4 separate regions of the Mus musculus genome follow, and all the other regions are linked to region 4. The links are chromatin loops, found by intact Hi-C in ENCODE. Cell type or tissue: heart. All regions are shown on one strand. Each heading gives the region's core, and the rest is flanking DNA. Links, peaks and the distances in the headings are about the cores only. Region 1 overlaps Dgka (diacylglycerol kinase, alpha). Region 2 overlaps Sarnp (SAP domain containing ribonucleoprotein). Region 3 holds the start of Rdh5 (retinol dehydrogenase 5). Region 4 overlaps 9030616G12Rik (RIKEN cDNA 9030616G12 gene).

Region 1 (7,812 bases), core at 1,118-6,117, 240 kb after region 4:
AAAAAACAAAAACAAATAAACAAACAAACCAACAATAATAGTTGCTATTTCTTGTAGGCTTCTTTTATGACAGGCATAATTTGAGGCTTCTTTTTTTTTTTTAATTGTATACAGAGCCCTGTATACAATAGCTTCCCGGGCCAGTGGCTCAGGCAGGCCAATTGCTGAACCAGTTTGACGCAACCTGGTCTACACAGCCAGTTCTCCGACAGCCAGAGCCACATAGTAGGGAGACCTTTACAAACAAAATAACACCATCAAGAAACGTCACCCTTTTTATTATTCAGTCCTTAAGGCAGATATTAGTCAGTACCTAGTAATTGTTCCTGTTTGATTCCTGAATCCAGTACCAAAAGGTGGGGCTCCACAAACCCTGGTAACCCAGCAAAGTGGAACATCTAGCATCGTAGCTGAGCCTGCAGCCTGCAGCTCAACCGCCCTGCACCGAGGAAACTGGAGCCTTCCTTTCCAACCTCCTCCTGTCCCACTAGCCAAGTCCCCGCCCGTCCCTAGAAAGCCCCAAGCCCCGGGATATAAACAGGGCTAGCTAGGTAGGATCCCAGCCACCGCTAGTTCGGAGTCACGTGTCCGAAGCGCTAGAGGTCGTTGCAGGGGTGTGGCTCGGGGGAGTGGTGGCTGGAGGAGGAGCAAGATGGGGTCCTGCCTTATGAGGTGTGCTGAGGTGGTAAGGACCTTGGGAGGACCGGAGATGGGGAGGGACCACAGAGCCTGAAGTGGGGGGTGGGGACTGAACAAGGCCAGGTGCATCCCGGGGAGCTGGGAGGGGGTGGGGTGGGGGGAGGGGCGGGCAGTGGGGGTGATGGTGATAGTGGTCAGATGAATCAAGACAGATGGGAGAAGTCCCAGTGGAAGAAAGAGACAGAAGTGAAAGAAAATGTCAGAGATGAGTCAGAGAAAGAAAGACAGGACAGGCCTTGTCGGGGAGAGTTAGAAACAGACACTGGGGTGGGGGTGGGGGCGGGGGGGCGGGGAAGAGAGGAATACAGGGAAAAGAAGCACCCAATGCAAACAACTGGCACTATCCAGTTCCCTGGTCTTCCCCTAGGCTAACCCTCTGAAAAACAAGAAGCTGTACTACCAGGCTGTCTCTGTGATCAACTTCAGGAAGAGAAGAAGGATGGCCAAAGAGAAGGGCCTCATCAGCCCAGAAGACTTCGCTCAGCTGCAAAAGTACATAGAATGTGAGTCTTTCTCCTGGTCCTTCCATTCTGGAGACTTCATTCTCATGACACTGCATGCCAGTGTCCCAGCCACCTGGAGCTGGTGGTCTCCTTACATAGCCCATCATGCTGGAGCCCCAGCCTCTATCCACCTTCCCTCCTGACAGCTTGCCCCAGGCCTCAAAAGGGGAAAGAGGGCTATTGCTGTGGAAGAGCTGACGTGTCCTTTCATTTGACCCATTTGACCTGTGGGTGTCCAAGTGGAACTCTGACAGAGGGCCAGGCTATCCTTGTGTTCTTGTCTTACTCAGACTCCACCAAAAGGGTCAGCGATGTACTGAAGGTCTTTGACGATGGTGAGATGAACAGATTTTGCCAGGGAGATGTAAGTGGCACGGGGGATGTACTGAAGGTCTTTGACGATGGTGAGATGAACAGATTTTGCCAGGGAGATGTAAGTGGCACGGGGCACTCTTTCCTCAACTACCTCTCCACTGGGATCCCCAACTTCTGGGGATTTTTGTGGGCCCACTTCTTGCTTTCTCCCCTGTAAAGACCCCGTTGTTGGTTGTTACTGTAGCTATTGCTTTAGAACAAAACAAGAGATCCTAGTTAACTCTGGAGATGGCCTAAGAAACCATATTCTGCCTCTTGTGCTTATCAGAACTCTGTATCCATCATCTACCCCCATTCCTCAGTCCCCAGCTTCTCCATCTTGCAGACTCCTCAAAATAACACTCACTTTTATCACAGGCCATTGGGTACCTAGGATTTGAACAATTCATGAAAATGTATCTGGAAATGGAGGAGGTTCCCCATCACCTATGCTGGGCTCTGTTTTGGTCCTTCCATACTAGTCAAGTTGCGGCTGAGAAGACCAAGTCAAAAGGTACGATTAAGCAGGTAGGGCTGGCCTGGGGTGGGGGGTGTCGAAATAGTTTGAATTTGGGAGTGAGGATTGAAATAGTCACATACTGTGATCTCATCAAGGGAGAGGGAGGCAGAAGGTGGTCTCACTGAGCTAGGAGCTAGTAAAAAGAAAGATAAAGGGAGAGCTGAGAAAAGCACAAGAAGACCCAAAGTAGATCTGACCCTGGATCTGCCATGTTTTCATCTTGTAGCCAATGTGATCTGTCTCAGTGATGTGTACTGCTACTTCACCCTCCTAGAAGGTGGCCGGCCAGAAGACAAGCTAGAGTGTGAGTTTGCTGTTCTTAAGCAGGAAAAAGAGGGGGGGGTGGAAAAGGGGAGAGGGGAGGAAAGTATTCCCCAGCCCCCCTTTCCACATTCCTTTGAGATTTATTTGGTTTGGTTTGGTTTAGTTTTTTGAGACAGGGTTTCTCTGTATAGCCCTGGCTGTCCTGGAACTCACTTTGTAGCCTAGGCTGGTCTCGAACTCAGAAATCCACCTGCCTCTGTCTCCTGAGTGCTGGAATTAAAGGTGTGTGCCACCACGCCCGGTTCCTTTGAGATTTTTTTTTTAATATTTTTTTATTATGTATTTTCCTCAATTACATTTCCAATGCTATCCCAAAAGTCCTCCATACCCTCCCCTCCCTCCCTTACCCACCCATTCCCACTTTTTGGCCCTGGCGTTCCCCTGTACTGGGGCATATAAAGTTTGCATGTCCAATGGGCCTCTCTTTCCAGTGATGGCCTACTAGGCCATCTTTTGATACATATGCAGCTAGAGTCAAGAGCTCCGGGGTACTGGTTAGTTCATAATGTTGTTGCACCTACAGGGTTGCAGATCTCTTTAGCTCCTTGGATACTTTCTCTAGCTCCTCCATTGGGAGCCCTGTGATCCATCCAACAGCTGACTGTGAGCATCCACTTCTGTGTTTGCTAGGCCCCGGCATAGTCTCACAAGAGACAGGTATATCAGGGTCCTTTCAGCAAACGCTTGCTAGTGTATGCAATGGTGTCATCATTTGGAGGCTAATTATGGGATAGATCCCTGGATATGGCTGGCAGTCTCTAGATGGTCCATCCTTTTGTCTCAGCTCCAAACTTTGTCTCTGTAATTCCTTCCTTTGAGATTTCTAAAGGCAACAAGGTGAGACCTGAAAATAGGCCTGTTTCCTGTTTCCTCTGTTCTCCTGAGCTGCCTACAGCTAATGCTACCCGCCACAGTCACTTCAGTTCCCATGTCTATACATCCCCACGGAGGTGGCCTCGGATGTTGATGGCACATAGAAGTGTGTGCTGCCTCCGTTGTATTTACCAAGGCCGGCATGCACGGCTGTTTTCCCTTTTTTGTTTCATTTGTATGTGACAGGGTCTCACAATGTGTAACCCATCCTGGTCTCAAATTGTCTATCCTCCTGCCTTAGCTTCCTGAGTCCTGGGATTACAACTGTATACCCTGTGCCTCCCTTCTTTCTGATCTGCTCTGTCAATTTCTATTCTTTTTTTTTTTTTTAAGATTTATTTATTTATTTTATGCATATGAGTATACCTCCATTGCCCTCTTCAGAGACACCAGAAGAGGGCACCAGACTCCATTACAGATGGTTGTGAGCCACCATGTGGTTGCTGGGAATTGAACTCAGGACCTCTGGAAGAGCAGTCAGTGCTCTTAACTGCTGAGCCATCTCTCCAGCCTGTCAGTCCTATTCCTAACTTCAAGATCCCCTCCATATCTCTTTTTTTCTCTTGCTTTCTGAATTCTTGGGGGTTTGTTTTTGTGGTGTTTAATATTCTTTTTGAGGCAGGGCCTCACTATGACTCCCTGGCTGGCCTGGAACTCCCTATGCTGTGGAGCAGCATGGCCTTGAACTCATAGAGATCTGCCTTCCAAGTGCTGGGATTACAGGGCCACCATGCCTGGTTTGGGGATGAGTTCTTTGGATCTCTCGCATAAACTGACCCAGTTGCTCAAACACTTCACAGTCACCTTCAAGCTATATGACATGGACAGAAATGGGATCCTGGATAGCACGGTGAGCTGTGGGACCTGTGTGCTGGGCAAGGGAGTCTGTCCATCTGCCTGTGTTCGCATACCTAGACTTTTCCAGGGTTTCCAGAAACAGAGAAAAGGTTGGGGGTGTAGCTTAATGGCCCAGAGCGTGCATAGCATACAGAAAACCTTGGGTTCATCCCTAAAACTACCCTCTCCCCAGCATTAAATAAAAAAAAAAAAAGCAGAAGACAGTGGTATTGAGGAGATACTTAGTCCCCTAGAACTAACTATGGAAGCAGTTCCCAAGAACTTGGACTCTAAAATAGAGAAGCCAAGAGATGGGAAGCCTATAAATACTTACTTGTCAGAGGTACCTGAGAACAAGAGGTGATTCTGGAAGTGGAATCCAGGAGCCCTGATTTCTAGAGGACGTTTGTATAGTGGCCATAGTAAGTGGCTATCTGTGGCTTTTACCCTCTTTTCTTCAGGAAGTGGAAAAAATCATCCTTCAGATGATGCGAGTGGCCGAATATCTAGACTGGGATGTGTCTGAGCTGAGACCGGTGAGGCAGCTTGTCCTTTTCCTTATTCCATCCCTACCCCCCACGGTCCTGTATCTGCCTTATCCCATCTCCCACGGGTACCTGGTTCCTCTGCTAGCATGACTGTGTGGTGTCCTAGGAGATGGTGGAGAGGGTCTGGGGACCACTCCCAGCCAAAGGCCTTTCTTCCTGTCTGATCAGATCCTTCAGGAGATGATGAGAGAGATGGATCAGGACGGCAGTGGCTCTGTGTCTCTAGACGAGTGGGTCCGTGCTGGGGCTACCACAGTGCCACTGCTTGTGCTCCTGGGGATGGACGTGGTGAGTGAGAAGGGCTGGGGATGGACGTGGTGAGTGAGAAAGGCTGGGGATGGACGTGGTGAGTGAGAAAGGCTGGCAAGGGCAGGGCGAGTGCGGTCTTGGAATATACTCACCAGAGAACCAGGGATTAGCCTTCTAAGAAGCTGGCATCCTCTGTGACCTCCTAGACTATGAAAGATGATGGCAACCATATATGGAGACCCAAGAGATTCACCAGACTGGTCTACTGCAACCTGTGCGAACAGAGCATTAGCCTTGGCAAACAGGGCCTGAGCTGTAACTGTGAGTCACACCGGGAATGTGGGAGCGGGGAAGCTCAGGAGTTAGTGAGGACGCGATGTTATGAACTCAGATGAAACAAGGATTTGGATTTTGGGGCTCTGCTACTCACTCTCTATGATCCTGGGGAAGCAATATAACTTTCTGTTATTAATTATTATTATTTGTATGTTGTGCTAAAGCCCAAGCCTATATATGTCTTTTTTTAAAAATAATCTTTGTTATTTAAAAAAAAAACCCAACAACAACAAACTTGTAGGGCTAGAGATATGGCTCAGCGGTTAAGAGCACTGACTCCTCTTCCAGAGGTCCTGAGTCCAATTCCCAGCAACCACATGGTGGCTCACAACCATCTGTAATGGGATCTGATGCCCTCTTCTGGTATGTCTGAAGACAGCTACAGTGTACTCATATACATAAAATGCATAAATATATCTTTTTAGAAAACCTAGTAAATAAAAAGACAGTATCTCACACTATAGCTCAGGCTGGCCTGGAACTATATGGCCCAAACTGATCGCAAAACTCCCAACAATCTTTTTGCCTCAGTAGTGGCAATGGCAGCTACTGTTGCTACTGCTTCCTTCACCTCCTCCTCTTCTTCCTCTTCCTCCTTCTCCTCCTCCTTCTTTTTGTTTTTGAGACAGGGTCTCTCTCAAGTCATGGCACTTGCTATGTAGACCAGGCTGGCCTCAAACTCATAGAAATTCCCCCCTGCCTCTGCCTCCCAAGTGCTGGGACTGAAGGTGTGCACCACCACACCCAACTTGCCTCAGCCTCTTGAATGTTGCATTAAAGGAGTGAGTCATCATACCCAGTTTCATGTTTTTCTTTAACCTTTAGTTTCCTTGACTGAAAAGGGAGATAACTGTGAACAGTAAATATGTGGATACTGTTATTGCTAGCACATGCCTGCAGTAATAGCATTCCTCAGCTATAGACAGGAAGATCTGGAGTTTAGGGCCAGCCTCAGTTACAGAGGAAGTTTAATTTAAGTCCAGCCTTAAAGGTACAGCCTGGACTACATAAGACTCTGTCTCAAAACAAACAAGCAGTGATGTGAGATGAGTGTCGGTGAGTAAAGGCAGGTGCTCCCAAACATGACTTTCTGAGTTTGATTCCCTAGAACCTGAAATAAAGGGAGAGAACTGACCAGAGAGCTGTCCTCTGATCTCTCTGCATACATTGTGTCACACACATACCCACACGCATAAATGCATGCGGAGGCATTATTATTTTGCAGTACACCAAAGAGTCGATTATTTTACTGAGACAGGTTTGTGTAGCTTTGGCCAGCCTGGACTGGATATGTAGACCAGGCTTGCCTCAAACTCTCAAAGAGCTTCCAGCTCAGTTCCAAACTTAGCACAGGGACAATGTAGAGACAGACAGGAGGTAGCATCTGCATTGTTAGGAGACTGAGGTGAAGTTTGCCCTTGCAAACTTCTCTACCATAACCTGGCAGCCAAGGTTGCATGTCTTGTTCCAGTGAGTGACCCTTCCTCACTCCCAAGAAAGGAGAAGAGGGGGAATAGGCCACCGCTAAGGCTCTGACCTTCTTCCCTCTCCCCAGTCTGTAAGTACATTGTTCATGACCACTGTGCCATGAAGGCCCAGCCTTGTGAAGTCAGCACCTATGCCAAGTCTCGGAAAGACATTGGTGTGAGTGACCCCCATGCCCGCTCATTCCTACACTGCTAACCCTATCCTAGCCCTGGTCCCTAGCCCTCTTCTGCCCCTCGTTGCCTTTCACACGAGGTGCTCCCAGACAAGGAAGGGCTTGCCTCTCTCCCCCAAGGTCCAGTCACACTTATGGGTTCGAGGAGGCTGTCATTCCGGGCGTTGTGACCGCTGCCAGAAAAAGATCCGGACCTACCACAGCCTAACAGGACTGCACTGTGTGTGGTGCCACCTGGAGGTCAGTTCAGGAACTGTCCCTCGAGAGACCCTCTCTACTCTCTTTCTTCTTTTTTTTTTTTTTTAATTTATTTTTTTTTAAGATTTATTATTTTATTATATGTAAGTACACTGTAGCTGTCTTCAGACACTCCAGAAGAGGGAGTCAGATCTCATTACGGATGGTTGTGAGCCACCATGTGGTTGCTGGGATTTGAACTTCGGACCTTTGGAAGAGCAGTCGGGTGCTCTTACCTGCTGCCCTCTCTACTCTCTTACTGCCATAGTTATTCTTGTTCCCAAGGGCTTTCTTTCCTGTCCATACTCTCAAGCTGAGAACTAATAAAGTCCCCTGCATGATTTCTGTTTCCCTTTTGTGCTCCTAGATCCATGATGACTGTCTGCAGGCTGTAGGTCCTGAGTGTGACTGTGGGTTGCTCCGTGATCATATCCTGCCTCCGTGTTCCATCTACCCCAGCGTCCTGGTAAGTCTCTCAACAGCAGCTGGCAGGGAACAGGAGCTTTCCCTGAACAGGAAAGTGTCCCTGTTTTCTTATGAACATACCACTACACATGGAATACCTGTGGTTTGGTATAGAGTTTTGTTACTGTTTCTCACTACGACGTAGCCCTGGCTGGCCTGGAACTTGCTGTGCAGACCAAGCTAGCCTTGAACTCAGATCTGCTTGCC
Region 2 (7,812 bases), core at 1,910-6,909, 130 kb after region 4:
GAGATAGTTTTTAATATATAGCTGAGGCTGGATTTCAAATGGCCATTCTCTTGCCTTTGTCTCCCAAATGCAGGAACACACTGCTATACCCTATCTTAAAGTACTGTATTTTATGTGTACATGTGGAAACCAGAGGACAACCTCAGGTATGGTTCCCCAGGATCTGTTTACTTTGTTTTGTTCTATTGAGAGAGGTCTCTCATTAGCCTAACATTCACCAATTAGTCAGGACGACCAGCCAGAGCCCAGGTACCCGACCCGCCTCTGCCTGCCAACCACTAGGATTATAAGCACGCATTACATAGCCTGCTTTTTTATTTCTTTTTTTAAATGTGAGTTCTGGGGATCAAATTCTTTTCAAGCACTTTACCCATTGAGCTATCTCCACAGCCCTTAACATATCGTTTTTAACATTCTACATAGTCTAATATACTACAGTTTACACTTAACCAGTTAATACTGTATTGGATACATGTTTTTTTTTCCAATTTACTGATCAATATATATGGTGGTAACACAAGCCTCATGGCTAAGTCTTTAAGTATATCAGAGGTTACTTCTTGATAAATTCTTAAAAACAAAATTGTGAAGTTAAATACAGTCTCCTTCACTTTAATACTATGTTAGCTCAGAGCACTAAAAAAGTACACATAGTTTTATGCTAGTAAGACACAAAAATAAATGAACAAGGTACTAAAGATTTCTCAGAAGTCCTAAAAAAGAAACCCAATGGTGCGATCTCCTCCCCATAACTTCAGGACGTTCTCTCGATTATTCATGAGGTCTGAAGGGTACAAATGCAGAGCCTCTTAAGGGCTTCTAGAGCCAACAAAGTTATCTAATTTGGAGGAATGAAATCTATAGTCAGAAAAAAACCCAAAGTAAACTTTCTCAGAAGAACCTCTGTATTCTCACCTTTTGTTGGAACTGAAGAAATTCCAAACCTGTAAGAAGAAAAAACAAGCTAAATTTTAGGAAGCTGTTCACACCCTTAGTTGTCTGTGTCCGTGTCAAGGGTGCATGACACTTCTTTCTTGTGATCTCAAACTTTGCAATCATTAGCTAATTCTAACAACCCCATGAAAGAGGTTCAGTTTACTCTCCTTCTCACCAACAGTCCAGGAGTCCACTAAACGAACTCTTCAGACTCAGGAGCAGCTGCCAGTTCCTGACTTTTACCTATCATAAAAACCCTGACCAAAGATGGCAAAACTCAGTGAAAGCTATAACATCCAAATCAGCAGAAATGTCCTGAGTATGACCCAAACTGTATTCATTAAGTTCAATGAAAACACTTCTACTGAAAACCAACAACTATAACAAGAAACAAAGATCTGACCCCCTACACCACCATAACATTTCTATCTTGTATCCAAACAGGTAGAAGCACTCACCTAGCCGCCCGGGCAGCCTTCTTACTCTCCAGGCTTACAGGTACATTGAATCGTTCAGCCCTCTTCTGCATTCTCTAAGTGATATTAAATGAAAAAATTAAAACTGTAATTTCTTGTTTAAAAAAAAAATTGGTTATGGTCATTTCTTAAGATCTAACGGAAATACTGACAACTTTAGACCATATCAGGTAGCAGCCATTCTAAGGCTTAACACAACAATTGTTTCTAGAAAGCAATCAATCAATTAATCTCTCTCTCTCCCCGTATTCACATTCTCAAAAACAAAAAGAATAAAATCCATATTCTACACAAACCCCAAAAGTTCTATCTTGTTTGAAAAAGTGTATCTTGGGGGGGGATAGTATATCAAAGGAGCATATTGGTTCCAGTACAGGTAATCTAAAAACACCACCACCACCACCACCACCACCATCACTTCCTGCCTGAATTCTAAAAGAAGTGAATAAATCTCAACTATAAGCCAGGCATAGAGGTACACTCCCAGCATTCAAAAAGCAGAAGCTGGTGGATCTCTGAGTTCGAGGCCAGCCTGGTCTACACAGTGAGTTCCAGAACAGCCAGAGCTACACAGAGAAACCCTGTATAAAAACAACAACAACCCCTCTACCTTGAAAGTACAAAACTGAACACAAGATCTCAAATGAAACCTGATTTCAAACATCTTGAGATAGAATCCAAAGAAATTTCACTCTCACCAGCTAACAACTAACAACTTAAAGGAGTATCTGCCATTGCTATTTTTCCAAAGTACACACAATCCTCTCAAACTCTAATCCTATACCTATAGACTTATTAAGTTACTATTAAGGCTACAGTGGTATATGTAATCTATGACAGCTTAAAGATAACAACTCACTATGCCAGTCCAAATATTTTCCTGAGTTGGTGGAGAAAGAAACATCAATTGTCAATATTCCCCTAATTCCCTTAAATAATTTGTCTATGAATAAATTATTTACATGGATCAAACTCAGGCTTTAGCCACAGAGATCTTTACCCAGAGTGCCAACTTAACAGCCCTAAATGAAAATTTTACATAATGATGATGACAGAGAAAAGGTTAAAAACAGGAACAGCCAGGCATGGTGGCACATACCTAGAATCCTAACACCCGAGATGCTGAAGTACAAAGATTTTGTTTGGGGCCAACCTGAGCTACAAAGTAAATTGCTATTCTAAGGAACAAAAAATAAATATAAAAATGAGAACTCAGTAGTTGAAAGTGCAGGCTGTGCAAGTCTGATAACAGGAGCCCATGTAAAGGCAGAATGTGCTAGTATACAGCTATAAACCAAGTTTTCCTGTGGCAAGATGGGAGGTTGTCATCTTCTGGAAGCTCATGGGCCAGCTAGCCTGGTGTACACATCACAGCACTGGAAACAAGAGTCCTGACTAAGTTCAGCAAGATAGTTCAGTGAGTAATGTTCTTTAATGCCAAGCCAGACAACCTAAGTTTTATCTCTGCAACGCACATGCTAGAAGAAAAACCAATTCCCCCAAGTTGTCCTCTGACCTACACAAGCGCACTCGCACACAAACACGGCTCCCCCATATATAAATAAAATGTAATTTTAAAAAATGTTTTTAAAGGAGAGACCTCTACCTCAACAAAGTGAAGGCAGTCCTCTATCCACACATATACCATGGCATTTATGCATTCACAGCCCCACCCACACCTCAATTAAAATTTAAAAAAGAATACTTACTTCAGTCTGAGGTATCCCAGATGTAATCTTTACCACCTTCTTTTCCGATGCCCTAAGAAGACAGATTTTTAAAAGTCAGAAAACTGCTATCTTAACCCAAAGCATTAGAAATGTGCAAGAATCACCTGAGTTATATCCTCTGCCCCACATGTGTCTACCACCCCTTAATCCAAAGAAACATGAAGTCCATAACAAGTCTGACTCCTTGAACTGTCATCAACTGAGAAGAAAAATTAAAATAAAACTAAGTTATTTTAACTGAAGTTCGAGACCATAATCAGCAAAGAAGTCAGGCTAAAAATACAGGGATGAAGGGACACACACATAAGTCATTTCATTTGCTTTTAGACACTTTATAGTTACTTTTGAACTAAGAACTGTATCTCCAACCTCCAATTATATACAAACTCAATTTTTATCACAATATTTAACTAGCGCTGAACCAGCCCTGATTTCCTTCTTTTATAAGTCCCTATTGCTCCCGTGGGATTGTAGCTCTAGCTGAAACCGTCAAAGCAGAACAAATAAAAATGCCACAGGAAGTGGGTGGGAGAAGAAAGGCTGAATTAGGAAAACATGGCGAGTTACTGGTCAAAAGGCTTAAGAGAAAACAAAAGAGGGGGACCGCAGGGGCAGGAGACAAAGTTCGGAAGTCCCCAGGATAAATGGAAGGGCATTAACTCTCCAACAAACAACTCCCATAAAACTGCGGGTCATAACCAGTCTCATTAAGGTCCCTTATTTAGAGACATGGGCAGCTTTTGTTCCAATATCCCAAACACTTTTCCCATTTGATGCCCTGAAAGGTAGTAATGGTTTAATGACATTTTCAGAGGAAGCAATTCTGGAACCTGATTCTCCTCCATCTTTTTGTTGGAAGTCCTTAGACTAACAGGCAAGCAAAGAATGCCCCCTGCTGACCATAAGGAAGTCCTACAATATTTGTTTTGGCTCAGGAGAAAAAAAAACTTAAAACAAGATAGAGAAGTATATTTACACATAACTTCAGGCGTAAGATGATGTAAAGAGATTTCCTTTTGGATATACAAGGGATTCTAATCAGCCTTGGAATATTCAGACTGTTTGCTAACTCTCCATTTTTTTTTATTGCTGTTGTCTGAAACATGGCCCCTTTCATTCAGCCAAAGCTATCTTCAAACTCCTAACTCTCCTTCCTCCACTTCTCTAATGCTGAGATTACAGGTGTGCACTACTATACAATCCCCTACCTTTTTTATCTTTTTAATGCTGGGTGTCACCTTATAACCCTGGCAGGCCTGTAAATTCCTATATAGAACAGATGGCCTTGAACTCTACTTGCCTCTGCTTCCTAAGTGTTGGGATTAAAAGAATGGGCACTGCCAGACATGGTAGCACTCACATTTAAGTCCTATATTTGAGAGGCAGAGACAAGAGGTTATCTGTGAGTTCAAGGCAAGACTGATCTATATACTAAATTCCAGAACAGCCAGGGCTACAGAGACCCTGCCTCAAAAAACAAATACCAGTGCTCAGGAGGCAGAGGCAAGGACAGCCTTGTCTACAGAGCAAGCCCCAGAACAGCCAGGCTGTCTCACAAACCTTGTCGTGAGACAAACCAAACAGGCCTGATCCACCAGGCCCAGTAAAACTGTTTTTAATGAAATTGGACTTCAAGTAAAACATAAACTTTTACTTCTTTTTTCCTAAGACAGGGGCAAAAGCTAGGTTTGGTGGCACACACCTTTTAAATTCCAATCCTTGAGGGGCAGGGAAAGCCAGAGCCAGTCTTCTCCATCAACATCAGGATAATGACTTCCACGTTTTGATTTGGTTTATTTTTTTGTTGTTTTTGAGACAGTACCTCAAATACTTGGCTGAGAATGCTACCAACTTCTGATCCTTCTGCTTCCACCTCTCTAGTGCTGGGATTATTAACACACAACACTGCATCTAGTTTCACTGAGAGCTGGGGACTTAACCCAATGTTCACATCTTGAAAAACAATCATTACAGTAAACCTCAGAGTAAAAAGAGAACCTGAGAGGGAACTTCTCATATTATATTCCAATTCCCTTAGACACATTAAACCCAAGCAATAAATGCACATCACACCCTCACAGGATTCATGGGAAATTTCTATTCTTAATTGGCTAATTTCTCTATTCAGTCACATACAAAATTATTTCCCTAAATATAAGGACTCAAAATCTTTCCATATAATTTTGCCTAAAACCATAACTATTTCTCTGCAAAGCAGTATTACTATATCCAATTCTGTTGGTATAATTCTGTGAGTTCAAGGCAAGACTGGTCTATATACTTAATTCCAGGACAGTTTTTAATGTCTTTCTTGCAAAATCCATTAAAAGGATTAAAGCCATTAAAAGAGATTTATACTTTACATATTCTTTTTTTTTTTTTTTTAAAGATTTATTTATTTATTTATTATATGTAAGTACACTGTAGCTGTCTTCAGACACTCCAGAAGAGGGCGTCAGATCTCGTTACGGATGGTTGTGAGCCACCATGTGGTTGCTGGGATTTGAACTTCGGACCTTCGGAAGAGCAGTCGGGTGCTCTTACCCACTGAGCCATCTCACCAGCCCCTACTTTACATATTCTAATATGACCCATTTTCAAAAAACCTCTTTACTTTTAACCCAAACAAGCTAATTACCGCTACATTCATTTGCTCTTTATTCCTGTACCAGAAATCCCCAAACTACTTTAAAACTATTTCACTAAATCATTTTCTCTAGGTACTATATCTAATTATAAAGCTATATTGCAGGCTGAGTATAGACTGTATACTTAGTATACATGAGGTCCTCAGTTTAATCTGAGGATAAAAGTGGGAGTGGGGAAAATTAAATTAAAACAAAAAAAAAATGTTCTGGAAAGTAACTGTGGTTTGAACAGTAACAGCTACAAATTCTACAAGTAGGCCCCAAGTGGGATTAGATGGTATGGCCTTGTTGAAAGTCCCCCACAGGCTCACAGATTTCAATGTTTGGTCACAAGGGAGTGGCATTATTAGCTGTGCCTTGTTGGAGGAAAGGAGGGCTTTGAGATTTCAAATCCTCAGTCCAGGTGTATTAGAGTTCTCTAGAGTCACAGAACTTACGGAATGTCTCTCCATTTATCGTGAAGATTTACAGTCCGTTGTCCATCTAAGCCAACAATGGGCTGCTGTGGATGCCAAGTGCAAGAATCCAGTAGTTGTTCAGTTCCACAAGGTTAGTTTTTTAAGCTACTTTTCTGTAGAAGTAGGTTCTAACAAATGTGCTGGCGAGTAAATGCAAGCCGTTGAAAAGGAGTGGATCTTCCTTCTTCCAAGGTCCTCCAGCAGGCCTCCAGCAGGCGTGGCCCAGATTAAAGGTGTGGATTTGGTACTTGCTCTGTCCCAAACTGACCTTGAACTCAGAGATCTCCTTGCCTCAGTCTCCTGGGATTACAGACGTGTACTACCTTTCCTGGACCTAAGCTTTTCCTGGTCACGATGCCTCAAGATCTCCATGCCAAGATCCAGGTCAGAAACTGTCTTTCAGCCTCAAGATCTGGTTCACAGGTGAGCCCTCCAATTCTGGATTGTAGTTCATTCCAGATATAGTCAAGCTGACAACCAAGAATAGCCATTACAACAGGCACTGTCTCTGTCCCCCCAACCCCTTATAGGAGTGAAAACAGGCATTTAGGAAAGTTCTTCATATAACTTGCTTGTGCCTTCAGGACCTGCTCAGCCCAATAGCGTATAATTCCACTTGACAATAGATTGCTGCTGAGCGTGTCCTACTTTATGACTTTGTGGGTCCAGTAACACCCAGATAATGATGGGCAGTTCAGGTCATATGGTAATTTGGTGGCCCATTGTCAAACCTTCAGTTTCCACTAAGGCCCAATAGCTGGCCAAGAGCTGCCTTTCAAAGGGGAAAAATAGTTGTCTGAAGATGATGGTAGAGCCTTGCTCCAAAATCCCAAAGGACTCCTATGATTCACCTATAGGAGCCTGCCAATGGCTCCAAACAGCATCCCTATTTGCCACTGATATCTCAAGTACCATTGGGTCTGCTGGATCATCTGGTCCAAGGGGTATAGCAGCCTGCACAGCAGCCTGGCCTTGTCATAGAGCCTTCTTCTGGTCCCAGGCCCCACACAAAGCTAGCAACGTTCCCAAGTCACTTGGTATATGGGTTGGGAGTAACACACCCAAGTGAGGAATCTACTGTCCCCAGAATTCAAATAGGCCCATTAAACATTGTGTTTCTTTCACAAGGAATATTTCTGCATGCCTCACACCACTGAACTCCTAAGAATTTCAGAGGTAGAAGGTACTTGAATTTTGGCTGGATTTCCTATCCTGATACACATATATGTTATCAATGAGTTCAAAGTAGTTGCTAACTCCTGCTCACTTGGTCTATTCAGCATAACATTGCCAATATAGTGCACTTAGACGAGCAGATGATCAAGATCCCTTCTAACTAAACTACGACACAGGGCAGGAGAGTTAATATATCTTTGAGGCAAAACTGTGATGGTGTACTGCTGGCCTTGCAAACTGAAAGCAAATTACTTCTAGTGGTCCTTATGGACAGGTATTAAGGAAAAGGCATTTGCTAGATCAATAGCTGTATATCAGAAACCAGAAAGTGTGTTAATTTGCTCAAGTAAGAACACCACATCTGGTACAGCAGCTTCAATTGGAGTTA
Region 3 (7,812 bases), core at 1,597-6,596, 62 kb after region 4:
ACACAAGCTTCCATTCTATGTGGTGTGTTTGAAGGAGTCACTAGCGCCCCGTAAGGCAGTGGGAATTCAGAGGTGGTTTCCCTGTGGGGCAAGTGCCTTTGGTGGAGGGTACCCCTACTCTTCCTTTAGCCTAGTTCAGATACCTTTGGGTGAGCAGAAAGTAAGTTCCCCCAGGCCTGCCCAGAGGTGAATGGTCTCTGCTTGAAACTTTCTACTTCCAGATTTCAGTTTCCCGCAGAGCAGAATTAAGGCAGGGAGCAGAAGCTGAACTAGTGAGTCCTCAGCTCTGGCTCTTGGCCTCGCTCACATGCTCTTCCAGGCTGTGCTAAGCAGTGTCATGAGGCTGGGCCAGGCTGGAGATTAATTCTTGGGGGACACTTTAGGGCTGAGAAGGAAGAAAAAAAGCGACAGATCCAGGGACACCCACAGAGAGGGGCAGCTGCCATCCCTCTTAGTTCCCACCTCCTAGGAGACAATGGCATAGATGGTCAGGAGCCCAGGCTGAGAAAGGCTGCCTGGGGGTGGGGGTGGGGCCGCCCTCTGCCAAAACCTAACTTCAGCCAGGCAGGCCTCAGCCTCTTAGCTCCTCCTCCTTGTCGCTGCCCTTTTCCTGCAAACATAGAGCCGCTTAACACTCCTGGTCCACAGCGAGAGTCCACCCACTCCAGACTTTGGCCTTAGCTGTAGCTAGTGTGGGAGCCTGGGAAGTCTAGGAGCAAAGTCTCTCAAGCAGACAGAAAGCTACAGCTTCACACATTGTGTTGCCTGCCAGCTTTCCCCAGAGGTAAGTGGTGGTGGGAATGGGGATGCTATAAAAAAGACTGGCTAAGGATGGCGTATAGTGGTGGTTCGGCCTTTAGGCTTCAAAAATTGCCTTCACATGCCATCCCCTTGATCTCCACAACACGGAGATGGGTCTGGTGGGTATTGTAGCCCAGTTTACTAAATGAAAAAACAGGTTCCAAGATAGATTGAAGATGTCCCGCCTCACACAGTAATGTTGAGGCTACCAGGACAGAAATGGAGGGTTCTTGGTTCCAAAAGCAAGACAAGGATACATTTAGAGGGTTTTGATGTTCCTGGTTTCGTAAGAGAATGGTACTTCAGGTCCCTCTGCTCTCACACAGGGATAGGTCTGCCCACAGGACCAGCTCAGGTTTATTTCATTAGCTACAAAGTGCTTGCCCATAATCTGTTTCACACAATAAGCCATAGCTTGCCAATCCTCTGCCAAGCATATAGTCTCATCTGCTCAGACCAGACATTTCCAGCTAAGTAAATGTTAGGGGCCAAGGCTAAAGGGGTAGAGGAAATGACAAGTTTTCCTGCCCAGCCTAGGCTGCCCTCAGCAGGGCATCTCATCCCATCATGTGGCTGCCTCTGCTTCTGGGTGCCTTGCTGTGGGCAGTGCTGTGGTTGCTCAGAGACCGGCAGAGCCTGCCGGCCAGTGATGCTTTCATCTTCATCACTGGCTGTGACTCTGGCTTTGGGCGCCTTCTGGCACTGCAACTTGACCAGAAGGGCTTCCAAGTCCTGGCCGGCTGCCTGACCCCCTCTGGAGCAGAAGACCTGCAGCAGATGGCCTCCTCCCGCCTCCACACAACACTACTGGATATCACTGATCCCCAGAATGTCCAGCAAGTTGCCAAGTGGGTGAAGACACGTGTTGGAGAAACTGGTACGTGTAGTGGAGCCCCCAGGAACCTGGTCTGTACAGCAGTCCCAGGACTCACTGAGGCTGTGGGAGAGGAACAGGGTTCAATTCGTCCCCATCTCTGTCATCTTCCCACAGGACTTTTTGGTCTGGTGAATAACGCTGGCGTAGCTGGTATCATCGGGCCCACACCATGGCTAACACAGGATGATTTCCAGAGAGTACTGAGTGTGAACACACTGGGGCCCATCGGTGTCACCCTTGCCCTGCTGCCCCTGCTACAGCAGGCCAGGGGTCGGGTGGTCAACATCACCAGTGTCTTGGGCCGCATAGCAGCCAATGGCGGGGGCTACTGTGTCTCCAAGTTTGGCCTGGAGGCCTTCTCTGACAGCCTGAGGTGAGGGTGCACAGGCCTACGTAGCCTGGAGAGGGGCAGGGATCTGTACTTAGACTGACACAGGCTGGAAGACAGGAGTGGAACAACACAGGAGGCATGGAAGAGCAGACATAGGGCTGTAGGTGAAACCCCAAGCTTTATCACATACAAACTGTGTCCCTAATTTACCTGTGTGCACGCATGCATGCCCACGTGCATATGTATAGTTTTTGAGGCAAGTCTCACTATGTCACGCTGACTGGCCTGGAACTCACAGACACCATGCTGGGTTACACTCTGTAGTCCAGGCTGCCCTGGATGGACTACTCGGCAATCCTCCTACCTCAGCCGATTGAGCCACCACACACACGACTAGGTTACTTCTCTGGTGTTTTGGTTTTGTTGTTTGGTTTTCTTCCACATCTGTTAAATCAAAGTGAAACTTGCCTTATGGGGGTTCAGAGTGAAGTGAGCTGTGTGCAAGCACCCAGCAGTGCTTAGATGTTAGGGAAAGCCTGGACAGGCATTTACTCATCCACACATCCATGTTTGTTATGGATGCATGGGTACCGTGGCATACGTGCTGAAATAAACTTAGACAGGAATCTGTTCCCTCCTGAGGTTATAGGTTGATGGCAAGAGGCCTTCTTCTAGGAATCACCTCGCAGACCTGCATATCACCATTTATAATAGAAAAACTAATATTTCTCATTTTCTCAACCATTCTATATAAATGATACTACCATAGGACTAAAGAGGAGCATTGAGACATGCCCCCAGGTCAGGTCTGCCCCTCATTTTTCTGGTTTATAAGACACGGGGTCACTATGTAGCCTAGACTGGCCTCAAACTCACTATCCGAGTGCTGGGATCACAGACATATGCCTCCACTGAGGGCTTGCATAACACTTTAAACTGTGATATTCAAAGCTGGTGAGAACAGAAAGGAGCTGAAGAGGATGGTGGGAGCATAGAGTCTGAATTTGGGGCAGAAGCCCAGGTGAGTCCAGTAAGCCCAGCTAGTGAGGAAGTCTGCCTTCATCACCTTACTAGACGGATAGTCTCAGTGTCTCCTTTGGCCCCTTCCCTCTCTCTGTCTCCCACTCAGCTTCATGCGACATAGCTTTACACTTGGATCTCTACACAAGCCAGGCCCAGCCAGTGGAATATACACCCACTTCACCCACCAAGTCACCTACCAGCTGATACCAATCTAGATCCCTCACTCCTAGTACTTGACTCAGTCTTTTGTTTCCTGGGACTCTAGATCAAGAACTGGCAAACTGCAGTTACCAACCAGATGGGCTCAGCTGCCTTCAGGCTAATAATGTTTCCTAACATATGTAAATGGTTATATTAATACATTCACAGACCTTTAATCACAGCACTCTGGAGGCAGAGGCAGGCAGATCTCTATGAGTTCAAGGCCAGCCTGGCCTACATGGTGAGTTCCAGGACAGCCAAGGCTGTTACACAGAGAAACCCTATCTCAAAAACACAAAAGCAATAACAAAAAAAAAAAAAAAGCACATTAATTTTGTCAGGCATTGTGGCACACACCTTTAATCCCAGCACTTGGGGCAGAAGCAGTAGTTCTGTGAGTTCCAGGCAAATCTGGTCTACATAGCAAGTTCTGGTCCAGTCAGGAGTTACATGGTGAAACCCCATCTCAAAATAAAAACATTCGTTCGTTTTGTCTAGCTTGTAGTACCTCAAAATTTACTATTAAAAAAAAGTAGGAGCCTGGTGTGGTGGCACATGCCTTTAATCCCAGCAATTAGGAGGCAGAGGCAGGCAGATTTCTGAGTTCGAGGCCAGCCTGGTCTACAAAGTGAGTTCCAGGACAGCCAGGGCTATACAGAGAAACCCTGTCTCAAAAAACCAAAAAAAAAAAAAAAAAAAAGTAGGAGCTGGGGAGATGGCTCAGCAGTTAACTGCTTTTCCAGAGATCCTGAGTTCAAATCCCGGCAACCACATGGTGGCTCACAACCATATGTAATGGGGTCTGATGCCCTCTTCTGGTGTGTCTGAAGACAGCTACAGTGTACTTACATAAAATAAATCTTTTGAAAAGAAAAAGTAGGGGGCGGGGTAGGTAGGGAGACTTCTCACAGTGTAATAATGAGGACCCCTCATTATCACAAGCAATGAGATGCCCTCTTGTGGCCTTCATGCACATGTGCATACCCCACTCACACTTGTACACATTTACAGGAATCCTTCTGAAGAAGTAAGGGAACAGGATGCTAAGGCAGAAGGATCCTGAATTCTAAGTTAATCTGGGCTACTTTTGCAGCATGAGGTCTCAGGCTTGATCCTGTGCACCACCATCCCAAAAAGCTTACTAGCCACTAGTCTAGATCACAAAATAGAATACACAGGAGAGATACGCATAGTAATACCCACCAGCAATCCCAAAACTACAAAAGCTGAAGCAGGGAGTTGAGGCCAGCCTAGGCTACATAACAAGACCTTGTCTCACACACAGACACGTGCATGTTCACACACTCCAAGCAACAAGATATTGTCTCACACATACACTCCAAGCATGGTGGTCACACACCTGTATTTTACCCCCTTCAAGGCCAGCTTCTACTACATAGCTACATGAAAACCAACAAAATGGCTAAGCACTTAAGAGCACTTGCTTGCAAGCCTGACACCCTGAATTTGGTGGACATTCTTGGTAGGAGAGAACCAAGTTATCCTCTGACATCCACACATGGCCAGTGGCACACACACACACACATACATAAAGCAAATACAATTTTTCTAAGTAAAAGAAAATTTCAAGATTAGCCTCAACTACATAGTGAAACCCTGTCTCACAAAATAAAATATTAAAATAGAGAAGCCAAGCATGGTGGCACATGCCTTTAATCCCAGCACCTGGGAGGTAGAGGAAGACAGATCTCTTGAGTTTGAGGCCAGCTTGGTCTACAAAGTGAATTCCAGGACAGCCAGGGCTATGCAGAGAAACCCTGTCTCAGGGAGAAGAGAGACACATGTTATCTCAACACATGGGAGGTAGAGACAGAAGTTACCAAGAGTGCAAAGTTATCCTTGGCTACTTAGCTCAGAGCTAGCCTGGGCTACATGAGACCCTGTCTCAAAAAAACAAAAACAAGGGTCCAGAGAGATGACTCAGGATAAATGATTACTGCTCTTGCAGAGGGCCCAGGTTTAGTTTCCAACACCTACAAGGTGGCTCACAATAGCCTTTAACTCCAGTAATGACTTCTGACCAATGATGGCTCCTGCACACATGGTACACGGGAACTCATACAGCCATACACATATAAATAACCACCAAATCTTCTTTAAAAAGAAAATGCAAGAAAAACATGCCCAATGATACCTCGCCCTGGGCTGGGGGCTGATATTGATGTAGCTCAGTTGCTTACCTACCACACACAGGCCCTGGGTTTTATCCTCACCACCAGGAAGTAAAAACAAAAAACTCCTGTGTTCCCATCCAAGGCCAACCAGCAATAGCCTTTCCTGTCGGACACATGTCCCTACCTGTGACACCTTTCCATCTTAGATTCCACACTCCTGGAAACCTGAGTTAAAACACAGGAACCTCTCTGCCCACCCTCCAGGCGGGACATGGCTCCGTTCGGAGTACAAGTCTCCATTGTGGAGCCTGGCTTCTTTCGAACCCCTGTGACCAACCTGGAGAGTCTGGAGAGCACCCTGAAGGCTTGTTGGGCCCGGCTACCTCCAGCTATACAGGCCCACTACGGGGAAGCCTTCCTCGATACTTGTGAGTAGCTGGGCCCATATTGGGAGCATGGTGGGAAAAAGAGAGGGCCAGAAAGGTCAGGCCTCATAGGGAAGAAAAGGGCAGGCAGAGGGGATATTGTCACTTCCTGAACCTGGCAACCAGCCCAAGGATCTAGCACGGGATGGAGGAGCGGCAGTGAGAGCATGCACGCTAACTACAGCATCTTCCAAGCTACAGATCTTCGAGTACAGCGCCGCATCATGAACCTGATCTGTGACCCAGAACTAACGAAGGTGACCAGCTGCCTGGAGCATGCCCTGACTGCTCGCCACCCCCGAACACGCTACAGCCCAGGCTGGGATGCCAAGCTGCTCTGGCTGCCTGCCTCCTACCTTCCAGCCAGGGTGGTGGATGCTGTGCTCACCTGGATCCTTCCCCGGCCCGCCCAGTCAGTCTCCTGATTCCAGCTTTACAGCAAGAGGCTGATTTTGAAAAGCAAGGCATCTATTTCTGTGTCTACCCAGTGCTGCCTGGTTTCTGATACCAATTAGGCTCTCAATAAATATGTATTGCTTTAAATCAAAAAGCAGGTGTACAGAAATGAAGGTACCTGTGGGAGCCTGACAAGATTTAAGTATCTAAAATCCCTAAGCTGCCCAGGGAGCAAACTCTCTTGCCTCTTTAGTGCCTGCGAAACTTCTATTGTACACTGGGTGGTGTAAGGAGCTACCTTGCACCTACAGATGCTTTTTGGTGCAGCACTTGGAGAGATGGCCACCAGAGGGCGCTTTTCTCAGCAGAGAAATGAGAATTCCTAGTTGGCGCCTGGCACACCATTGTCTAGTTTTCCTGGGGATAGAAGGGAAAGTGATGAAAAGTGATCATAGCCAGATTGGGTGGCTTCCGTGAAAGAAGGAAATAAACTCAGGGACACTGCCACACAGGCGGCAAAATTCTTAAACATTCTTCTTGAGGGTTGAGGGAGGAGTTTGCTGGCCCTCAAAGCATCAGAAAGCCAAAAAGTTGTCCAAAATAGACATGTCCAGGCTCTACTGCGTAGGACCTCTATGGAAACTCCCTTTGACTTATGCAGGAGATGGCCTCAAGGATGCTGCGGCAACACTGTTTGAAGGCTAAGCAGGCAGCACAAAGCCAGGGGCAGAGGAGAGCACTCAGCTACAACCTCCTCTGGATTCCCCACCTCTTCCACTGCCAGCCCAACCAACACCCTCAAGAAAATACACCTTTCCCCAAATGCCCCTAAATATGCCTGCCTAATTTCAGGGCAGCGACAGGGAGAAGGAAAAGGAAGGGGCCATCCATCACTCTAAGATAAACTGAGACCATCTCCTTTTTTAGGTCTGAAAAAATAATCCGTTTAATTGAAAAACCTGGAGAATCCACTCCATGAAAAGACCAAACGCCCCCCACCCCTACATTACTTCATAGCCACTTCGAATACTCTTCACCAGACAGCAGGAGAAGATAATTCCCAAGACCTGAAAGGAAAGATGGAAATGAGGGTGGAGAGGAGGCAGGGCAAGCTTCCCCAAACCCATCCAACAGCCACTGTTCCCAGGCCGGTGCCTCCTGCTCCCCAGATGCCCTGGGCTGATTCAGACCCCCCCCCCCCAGCCCACAGCATTCTTCACCTCCACAAAAGCAATGCCCAGGGCCGCTGCAGCCACCAGCAGTATGTTCTTCCTTAGCCATATTGCTATAGTCTCCACGCAGCCCTGAAGGGAAGGGGCAGGCATGAATACCAACAGAAACTTCTACCTCCCTCCTCCTGTCCCTTTCTCCCAACCCCTATCCCCAGATCTCATCCCCCAACTCTGATCCCGTAAGCATCTCCTGTCTCCTTCTCCCTACCTGGGTATGGATAGTGGATTCCTTGAAATCATTCCCACAGCCCACAGTTATGTTGATGCAGCAAGAATCGGGGACTCTGTCCTTGGCCATGCCGGGGATGTTTTCCCAGTCTGTGTAGTTAGAAGCTCCACAGCAGTTATTCTAGGAAGGGAAGAGGGATGGGAGGGAAACCTCCACTTTAAT
Region 4 (7,812 bases), core at 1,638-6,637:
GGCTAGAGCTGGAGTCTCTAGGTTTCTGGGATAACGCCCTCTGTAAACTTCCATTTCTCCTTCCCACCTACTATAATTCTGTATGTGGGTGTGTGTCAACATGCAGGTATGGAAGCATCAATGTGTGTGTGCACATACATGTGTCTTTGCTAGGACATTCCTTAACTGCACAGCTAAAACCAGTAATGCTTGTGATGTATTACATAGGACATAGGTACAAAGCATAGATCACCTCATGCAAGCCTAGTGCAGTGTAAACACACCCACTGTGCTGACTAGGAAGCTGGGGAGATGGAGATGAAGTACCTTGTCTGAGGTCACACAGCCTCCCAGGAAGCCCCAAAGAAATTCCCACCAGAAACAGTTAGCCTCTCCAGCCAGCACCCGGTCCTATCGCAGACTTTTGGAGACCAGGATCAAAGTTTAGGAGGAGTGAGGGGGAGTGAGTGGTATCATTACTACTGGGACCCTAAGAATCTGAGGGTGCTTCACCCAGTGCAGGATCCCTGGAACATACTCTCTAGTGTCCAAAATGCAAGAATCAGAGGGCTACATGAGCTCCCCCACCCACGGAGACTCAGGCATCATACAAATGAGCAAAGTTCAAGCCACAAGCCCCTGCAGGACAGCAGCCTCGGGTACAGGACCCACTGTTCCACATGGCATTGTATTGGAGAACTGAAGAGAACATGGGCAATGGCTGCATGAGGAGAGAGGAAAGCATTATTACTGGGTTAGAGTCAAAGCCTGGCCCCCAACAAGCTAGGCTGGGTCACCCATCCTCTGTAGGCCAATTAGGCAGACAATAGAGAAAATCCAAAAATGGAAACCAGTATAGCCACACTAGGAAGAGGAACAAAGATTCTGGGCCGAGGGTTAAGTAGAAGGTGAGGGGCATGCGTAACTAAGCAGTCCTGGTCAAGATGTAGTTCCTTCACCACCTGGGCCTCAGCTCCAACCTCTCTTACAGGGTGGCCTACAAAGTGGCAGAACTGCCTTGAATATCTCCCCTCTGCCTGGTACCAGGTCTCTGCTTTTTCCATTGCTCATCATGACATTCCTAGGGGAAAAGTCAACCAGTGGGGAATCATTGTTTTAACAGTCCAATAGCCTAAGGGAGGGATACCAGAGTCTCTTCCTGGAATGATTACACTAGGCAAGAGTTAGGCAATGATTTCCTGATGCCCTTAAGGCAAGCATTCCCTGAGTGCCAGAGAACAGAAAGGGGTGTGGGGAAGCCCAGGACAAGGCCCTGGGCTATAGAAATATTTACTCACAGAGATTTACTCTCACCTCAAGTAGGAAGTTTCCACACACATACTCCTGTGTGGAATGTGAACTGGTAGGGGGACGTGGCAAGAGTCACGGAGCAGGAACTGAAGAGCAATGGGAAAACAGATGGGACCAGCAGCTATTGACCAACATCACAGAGGTTAAAAATGAATGCAACATTACCAAAAGCTCAGTCCCTGATGCAGTAGGGCGGTGTGTGTTATCAGCCACAGCTCAGCCCCTGGTACAATAGAGCTGTTTCTGATGTCAGCCACCCCTAGTGCAGTGGAGCTATGTGTGATGTCAGCCACAGCTCAGTCCCTGGTGCAGCAGGGCTGTGTGTGATGTCAGCCACAGCTCAGTCCCTGATGCAATAGGGCTTTGTGTGATGTTAGCCACAGCTCATCTCCTGGTGTAGTGGGGCTGTGTGTAATGTCAGCCACAGCTCACCCCCTGATGCAGTAGGGCTGTGTGTTATGTCAGCCACACACAGCTCAGTCCCTGATGCAGTAAGTAGGGTTGTGTGTGATGTCAGACACAGCTCACCCCCTGGTGCAGTGGGGTTGTGTGTGATGTCAGCCACAGCTCACCCCCGGGTGCAAAGACAAAGATGCTGATGAACATAAGGTTGACGCCTGGAAAGAATTGGTGCCACTCTTGAGGAGACACAGGTATGTGCCTGCATACAGAATTGTGGCTTAGTATTTTCATATCTTTCCACAGCAGGAATGAAGGTGGATTTAAGTCAGTCCCAGTTGCATATATAGGAACATCTATGAGAATCCTGTGCCTCTGCCTAGTAGCTGAATTGGTCCCTTAGAGAAATTCTGTAGAATTCTGATCCATTATTTAAAGGATTGTATTCCAATATTCAAATATTTCTGTGTTTTCTGTGAGCTAGCCATAAGTCAAAGCCTTAGTAATAACACCAAAGGCCATCTTCAGTCTTGTCTCAAGCTCTACAAAGATTCAGTCCAAGGTCAGTTTTAGAACAGTTTCCTCTAACTAGACTAGCTATTTGTATCTGTCTTAAGACAGCTTTATGAGTAAGCTGCTTTAATTTACAAAAGTTGTGCAAGATTTCATTCTTTTTGATTATTCTAGAGCAGTGGTTCTCAACCTTCCTAATGCTATGACTCTTTAATACAGTTCGTCATGCTGTGGTTGACCCCCCCAACTATAAAATTATTTTCACTGCTACTTTATAACTATGATCTTACTACTGTTATAAATTGTAATGTAAATATTTTTGGAGATAAAAATTTATGTATGTATTTATATATGTATTTATGTATGTATGTATGTATTCCTTTACAAACATGCTCTTACATATTGCCATTGAGGCATATATATATATATATATATATATATATATATATATATATATAATATATATATATATATATATAATATATATATATAATTTAAAGCAGGCTTTATTTCATTGGCATGCTAAAGAAAACTTATTTAAATTTATCTGACTTTCACAACTTAATTTGGGATTACTTTATATCCATCCACAATTTCCTACAAGAAACCATTTAGTGATGGAATGTGACTGTTTTGACAGAAAGCAGATCTCTGATTTTAACAGATCAGGAAAGGGTTAATTGTAAGGGGGAGGGATTGTGGAGGATACATATTGGTTATGGTTACATGACTATGCATTTGTCAAACTTTATACTGTTAAGTTACAATCTTACTGCACATAAGTTCATACTTCAGTAAACATGATTCAGAAGCTGAAACTTCCCTCACAAATGACCTCTTGAGTCTAAAATAGTGCTGTTGTGCTGGACTTTTCCCAAGAGATCATGACACTCACACACAACTGGAAAAGGCGTTGACCCTAGGTCCCTTCCTGCCTCTCCTGGGCTGAGGTGGGTTGGCTTGGTTTTTTTGTTTGTTTGTTTGTTTGTTTGTTTGTTAATGAAAATGTTGAGTGAAGTTCTCATTTACTGTCTAATAAGAGCTCCTGAGAGAACCACTAGCCTCTCCACCCGCCTCTCCACCCCAGATCTTATTTACTCCTAACTTGCCTCCAACCAGATGCAACTTAACGATTAGCAAATACTTTCTCCCTCAAACTGCTAAGTTAAGTTTTAATTAATTCCCTGAGGTCACCCTCAGCTTCCTGTCTCCTTTAGGCCTGTTCCCCAGCCTCATAGCCCCCAGGGCCTCTGCAGCAGTAATTACCTGCTGTAAATGAGGGCATCTCTGCACAGAGCAGCAGTAATTACAGCCACAGTAACTTCATAATTATTTTTGTCCCTCAACACTTAAAAAAGGGAAAAGTTTGCTGTTCAGCAATGAGCAGAGGAGCATCCGAGTAACACCCAGTTTGGTTCTCAAGTCTGCCTGGTGTTGGGCCTTGAAGGCATTTATTACTGCCTTTTTTCAGTGGTAAGAAAACTAAGAGCCAAGTGACTGCAAAGCTGTGTGGTGTGTGGTCCATATAGATGGAACTGAGACTTGAATCCAGAGGCCAAATACCTAGATCCCAGTACAGGATACTCCCTGATAATGTACTCTACCCTGATTACATTCGGGTTCTCTCTTTTCTCACTAGATCTGAGCCCACATCTGTTGCTTGTCCTCTGAACACCCAGATCCTTACAACATCAGGAGACCGTTGTCCTACAAAGCCTCTAAACACCTACTTGTTCTCTCACATCTGCCTTGCAGCCAGCAACCAGGCTCTGGGAGCTGGAGAGAATAGGGCTGTGGAGAGGTTATTAATTCCAGAGACAGTCCTCACCCCCCACCTGCCACCACACACACACACACACACACACACACACACACACACACACAGAGTTCTGCCAGACTCTGCCCACTTCCAAGCCACAGCTCCCACCCTCACTATTTACATTTACTTACACAGTCCATAAGTGCAACATATTATACAAAAGAGCAATATGGCAAAGATCTAATGATAGAAACAAAAGAGAAAGAAAATCATTTTTTAAGGTAGTGATATAAAATGGAGTCAGGAAGAAAACTAAAAAACATCCTAAGACCTTCGTATGTGTGGGTCCCAAATTTGGCTCACACTTGTTTAATAGCCAACTCCAAAAGGACAGTATAGTCCATTCCAGAGCTAACAGTGTCCGTGATTTAAAATAAAGAGGAGAGAGAGCTAGCTATCTTTGGAACTAAGACCAGACAGAAGGGTCTCCCAAGGACAGTCCTGGAAAGATGACTGTGGTCTCAGCCTTGACAGTGAATTTTCTGGGGTCGATCTAACAGCTGCCCTCAGCAGAGCGTGTACCATTGCAGCAAAGGCCCTCTGTGGCTGTGGGAGGGGCCGGATGCATCCTGTGCTCTGCGGCTTCGTGATGGAGCTTGACTAAAGGCAGAATTTCTCATCCTTCACTCCACAGTCATTGGAGCCTTAGTGTTGTTCCACGCACACTAGAATGTTTGCCCTCTATCCACTAGATGTCAGTAGCAGCCTTCCACCAGATGCCACCAAGCGTCTCCTGGGGGACAACCTCCGCCACCAGTTGAGAACCAGAATAAAAACTGCTGTTACCATTTCTGTTTGGACAGAGAGAGGCAACAAAAGGGTTCTTATTTTATTTTTATTACTTTTTACTGTTTTATTGAGGCATAATACAAGAACCATAAAATCCACTCCTTTAACGTATTCAATTCCGTGGTTTTTTTAGAGGATTCACAGGGCTTTCCAACCATGGCCACTAACCAATTTTGGAAACTTTTTTCATGATGACAAAAGGAAACTTTGTACACATAGCAGCCACCCTGCTTCCTTCCCTCACCCAGTGCCTTGACTGGCAACCACTAACCTAGTGTCTCGCTATAGACTTATATATTCTGGAGATATCTTACATAAGAGAATCATTCTGATTTGAGGTATAGGACTAGAGAGATGATTCTGCAGCTAAGAACACTGGCTGATCTTCCAGGGAACTTGGATTTGATTCCCAGCACCCACATAGCTCCTCACAGCCATCCATAACTCCAGTCCCAAAGGATCCAATGGCTTCCTCTGGCCTCCACAGTAACCAATCATGCAAGCAGCACAGACATACATGCAGGCAAAACATTCATACACATAAAATAATTTTTCTTAAAATGTAGTATCTTTACATTTTATTCAGTTTTAAATTAAAATATAAATACATCACTTTCCCCTTTCCTTTTTCTCCCTCCAGGTACCCCCCTCCCAGCTCTTCCCAGACCTCCCTCAAATTGATAGTCTCTTTGTCTTTATTAGTGTTACATGTACATAGATGTGTGTGTATACAAATATGTAACTACAACCTGCTGAGTCCAGTTTGTTGTTTGTGTGTGTGTGTTCTCAGGACTGACTACTCTAGAAGCTAATTCTCCCTCTCAAGTGTTCGTCAGTTGCCTTCAGTTCTTTGTCTAGGGTTAGGACCCCATAAAATTTCCTCCTTTCTATGTCAGCAAGTCCACTGATATTACCACTGTTTATGTCTTGTTATTCAGCCATTCTAGGAGAGACTTTTCACAGCAGACTTCCTGGTACTCTGGCTCTTGTCATCTGTCTATCCCCTCTGCCACCACGTTTCCTGAGCTGCAGATAAAGGGACTGTGGTGATGTGGTGATGTAGATATATCTTTTTGGCCTGGACTTTCCACAATCTGTTGGTCTCTGTGTGGTGTCCAGTTGTGGGGTTCAGTGGTCTCCATTCGCTGTAAAGAAATGCTTTTTTGATGAGGGGTAGAAGCTTGTACTGTGGATATTAGGATAAGCTTTAGAATGTAGAAAGGAACCGTGCTGGTCTAGGAAAGTGGCAGGAAAGCCCTCTGCTAAGGTTCAGGATCTCGCTCGTTGGTGAAGTTCACTAGGTTTCTAGTAGCAAACATGATTTCCCTCCCACTGAGTATGCCTTAAGCCCAATTAGACACCAGCATAGGAGTGCACTTATTGCATCTTCAGGGATAGATTGCTGTGCTGGTCACTCACTGGTCATAGGTGTTACAGCTTGCATAATATTTCTGGTACCATGGAGGCGAGACCACAGGAAGGCTCTCAAGTTAAATCCAGAGCTCCAGTAACCCAAACCCTGGTCCTAAGTCTATGGTGTCTTCAGCAATCACATTTAACCTCTGAGAGGCAACAAAGGGCCACATCATTAGTCTATACTGTCTTGGAAGTCATCCAGACTACCCTAGCTAATGATTTGAAAGACTTCTCATGCCTAATACTGGGGCCTACGTTCACCTATAGTCCTTATGGGGAGTATTGTCAGCCTAAGTTAATTAATGTCATTTAGTACATATAATATATTAATATATTTATGTTACATATTTTATATATTTTATATAATATGTTACATTAAATATTACATAGTAAATATGTTATATGTTATATGTTGCATGTCATATGTTATATGTCATATATCATAAATTGTATATCGCATATCATATATCATAAATCATATTATATGTTATGCATTATGTATTATATATTATACATAATACATTATGTGTTATATATTATATTGTATATTATGTATTATAACTATACATTATACATTAAATCCTATACATTATTCATTATAGTATATATTATACATTCAATAATACATTATCTAATACATTATACATTATACATTATGCACTACACACTATACATTATGCATTATACATTATATTAAATATGTTGATACAAATATAATTTAATATAAATTAAATGTATATGTGCTCATATGTGTATACACATAAGTTGTATGTATTGTGTGTCATTTGGGATAGTTATAAAATAATATTATTCCTTGAGGCTTGGAAATTAGCATTGAATATTCTAAAAAAAAATAAATAAAACAAAACAAAAAAATCCCTAAAATAAATCTACCACACGGCCCAGCTATTCCACTTGTTGGCCTGTGGCCAAAGGACTCAACATCCTTTGATTTGCCCTTCAACTCTCCTTTTTGTGTATTCACCTCCCTCCCTCCCCAGTTGGAGCCCCCTCTTCATTTTTAAGCTTCCTACTGAATATCTCCTGTATCCTTCCATTCGCCTCTCTAGTACCCTACCATGGCACAGTGATATTTTCTTGGTTTCTGCAGTTACTCCACACTGTATACTCACCCTGAAGATTTGAAGCTAGAATCTGCAGTTGAGAAAAAATGTGAGACTTTTCCCCCAGATCTGAGCTACCTTCTTCAAAATAATCTCTTCTCAGTCTGTCCAATTACTTGTAATTTTATTTTCTTTGAAGTTGGGTAGAATTCCACTGTGTATAGTTATCACATGCTCATTAACTGTTCATATTTTGAAGGACAATTGGATTGTTTCAGTTTTGCAGCTGTTGTGACCATGGTGGCAATGAGCGTGGCTGAACGAGTGTCTGTGGAGTAGGATGTTGAGTCCTTTGGCCACAGGCCAACAAGTGGAATAGCTGGGCCGTGTGGTAGATTTATTTTAGGGATTTTTTTGTTTTGTTTTATTTATTTTTTTTTAGAATATTCAATGCTAATTTCCAAGGTTCGTCAACATAGCATGTATGAGTCCTTCAGTCTTTATGGCCAAATGATACTCCTC

The links. A loop is a pair of places that touch in the nucleus more often than their neighbours do. Peaks named below come from ENCODE experiments on the same cell type or tissue, not always from the same donor. Only the 100,000 strongest peaks of a DNase experiment are listed, where the experiment ranks them.
Region 1: a loop joins it to region 4, with 5 times the contacts of the local background. A loop is called at or near these places in 8 of 42 quality-filtered maps.
Region 2: a loop joins it to region 4, with 8 times the contacts of the local background. A loop is called at or near these places in 16 of 42 quality-filtered maps.
Region 3: a loop joins it to region 4, with 2.5 times the contacts of the local background. A loop is called at or near these places in 15 of 42 quality-filtered maps.

Annotation. Positions count from the first base shown.
Region 1 is chr10:128,730,399-128,738,210 of GRCm38, reverse strand. Dgka (diacylglycerol kinase, alpha) reads left to right here. Exons shown (of 24, transcript NM_016811.3): 2 at 1,067-1,202; 3 at 1,493-1,566; 4 at 1,935-2,070; 5 at 2,303-2,380; 6 at 4,074-4,123; 7 at 4,572-4,646; 8 at 4,827-4,946; 9 at 5,114-5,228; 10 at 6,799-6,887; 11 at 7,024-7,143; 12 at 7,508-7,606. The coding sequence starts at 1,139. Among named protein-coding and RNA genes, the nearest start is that of Dgka, 9.8 kb to the left of the region's middle. In heart, for the core only: a CTCF peak has its summit at 3,649 (motif pointing right); no DNase peak of the experiment used is centred there.
Region 2 is chr10:128,841,893-128,849,704 of GRCm38, reverse strand. Sarnp (SAP domain containing ribonucleoprotein) reads right to left here. Exons shown (of 11, transcript NM_025364.3): 5 at 3,122-3,173; 6 at 1,395-1,468; 7 at 916-944. Among named protein-coding and RNA genes, the nearest start is that of Sarnp, 24 kb to the right of the region's middle. In heart, for the core only: a CTCF peak has its summit at 4,043 (motif pointing left); no DNase peak of the experiment used is centred there.
Region 3 is chr10:128,912,119-128,919,930 of GRCm38, reverse strand. Rdh5 (retinol dehydrogenase 5) reads left to right here and starts at 634. Exons shown (of 5, transcript NM_001358527.1): 1 at 634-784; 2 at 1,334-1,678; 3 at 1,793-2,051; 4 at 5,633-5,796; 5 at 5,995-6,343. The coding sequence starts at 1,369. The coding sequence ends at 6,218. Cd63 (CD63 antigen) reads right to left here. Exons shown (of 8, transcript NM_007653.3): 6 at 7,630-7,770; 7 at 7,410-7,493; 8 at 7,109-7,256. The coding sequence ends at 7,191. Bloc1s1 (biogenesis of lysosomal organelles complex-1, subunit 1) reads left to right here. Exons shown (of 4, transcript NM_015740.3): 4 at 1-17. In heart, for the core only: CTCF peaks have their summits at 4,185 (motif pointing left) and 6,519 (motif pointing right); DNase peaks (open chromatin) are centred at 1,620, 6,030 and 6,530.
Region 4 is chr10:128,974,603-128,982,414 of GRCm38, reverse strand. 9030616G12Rik (RIKEN cDNA 9030616G12 gene) reads right to left here. Exons shown (of 2, transcript NR_152816.1): 2 at 4,302-4,812. Among named protein-coding and RNA genes, the nearest start is that of 9030616G12Rik, 7.3 kb to the right of the region's middle. In heart, for the core only: a CTCF peak has its summit at 4,710 (motif pointing right); a DNase peak (open chromatin) is centred at 4,704; H3K27ac peaks cover 1,143 bases.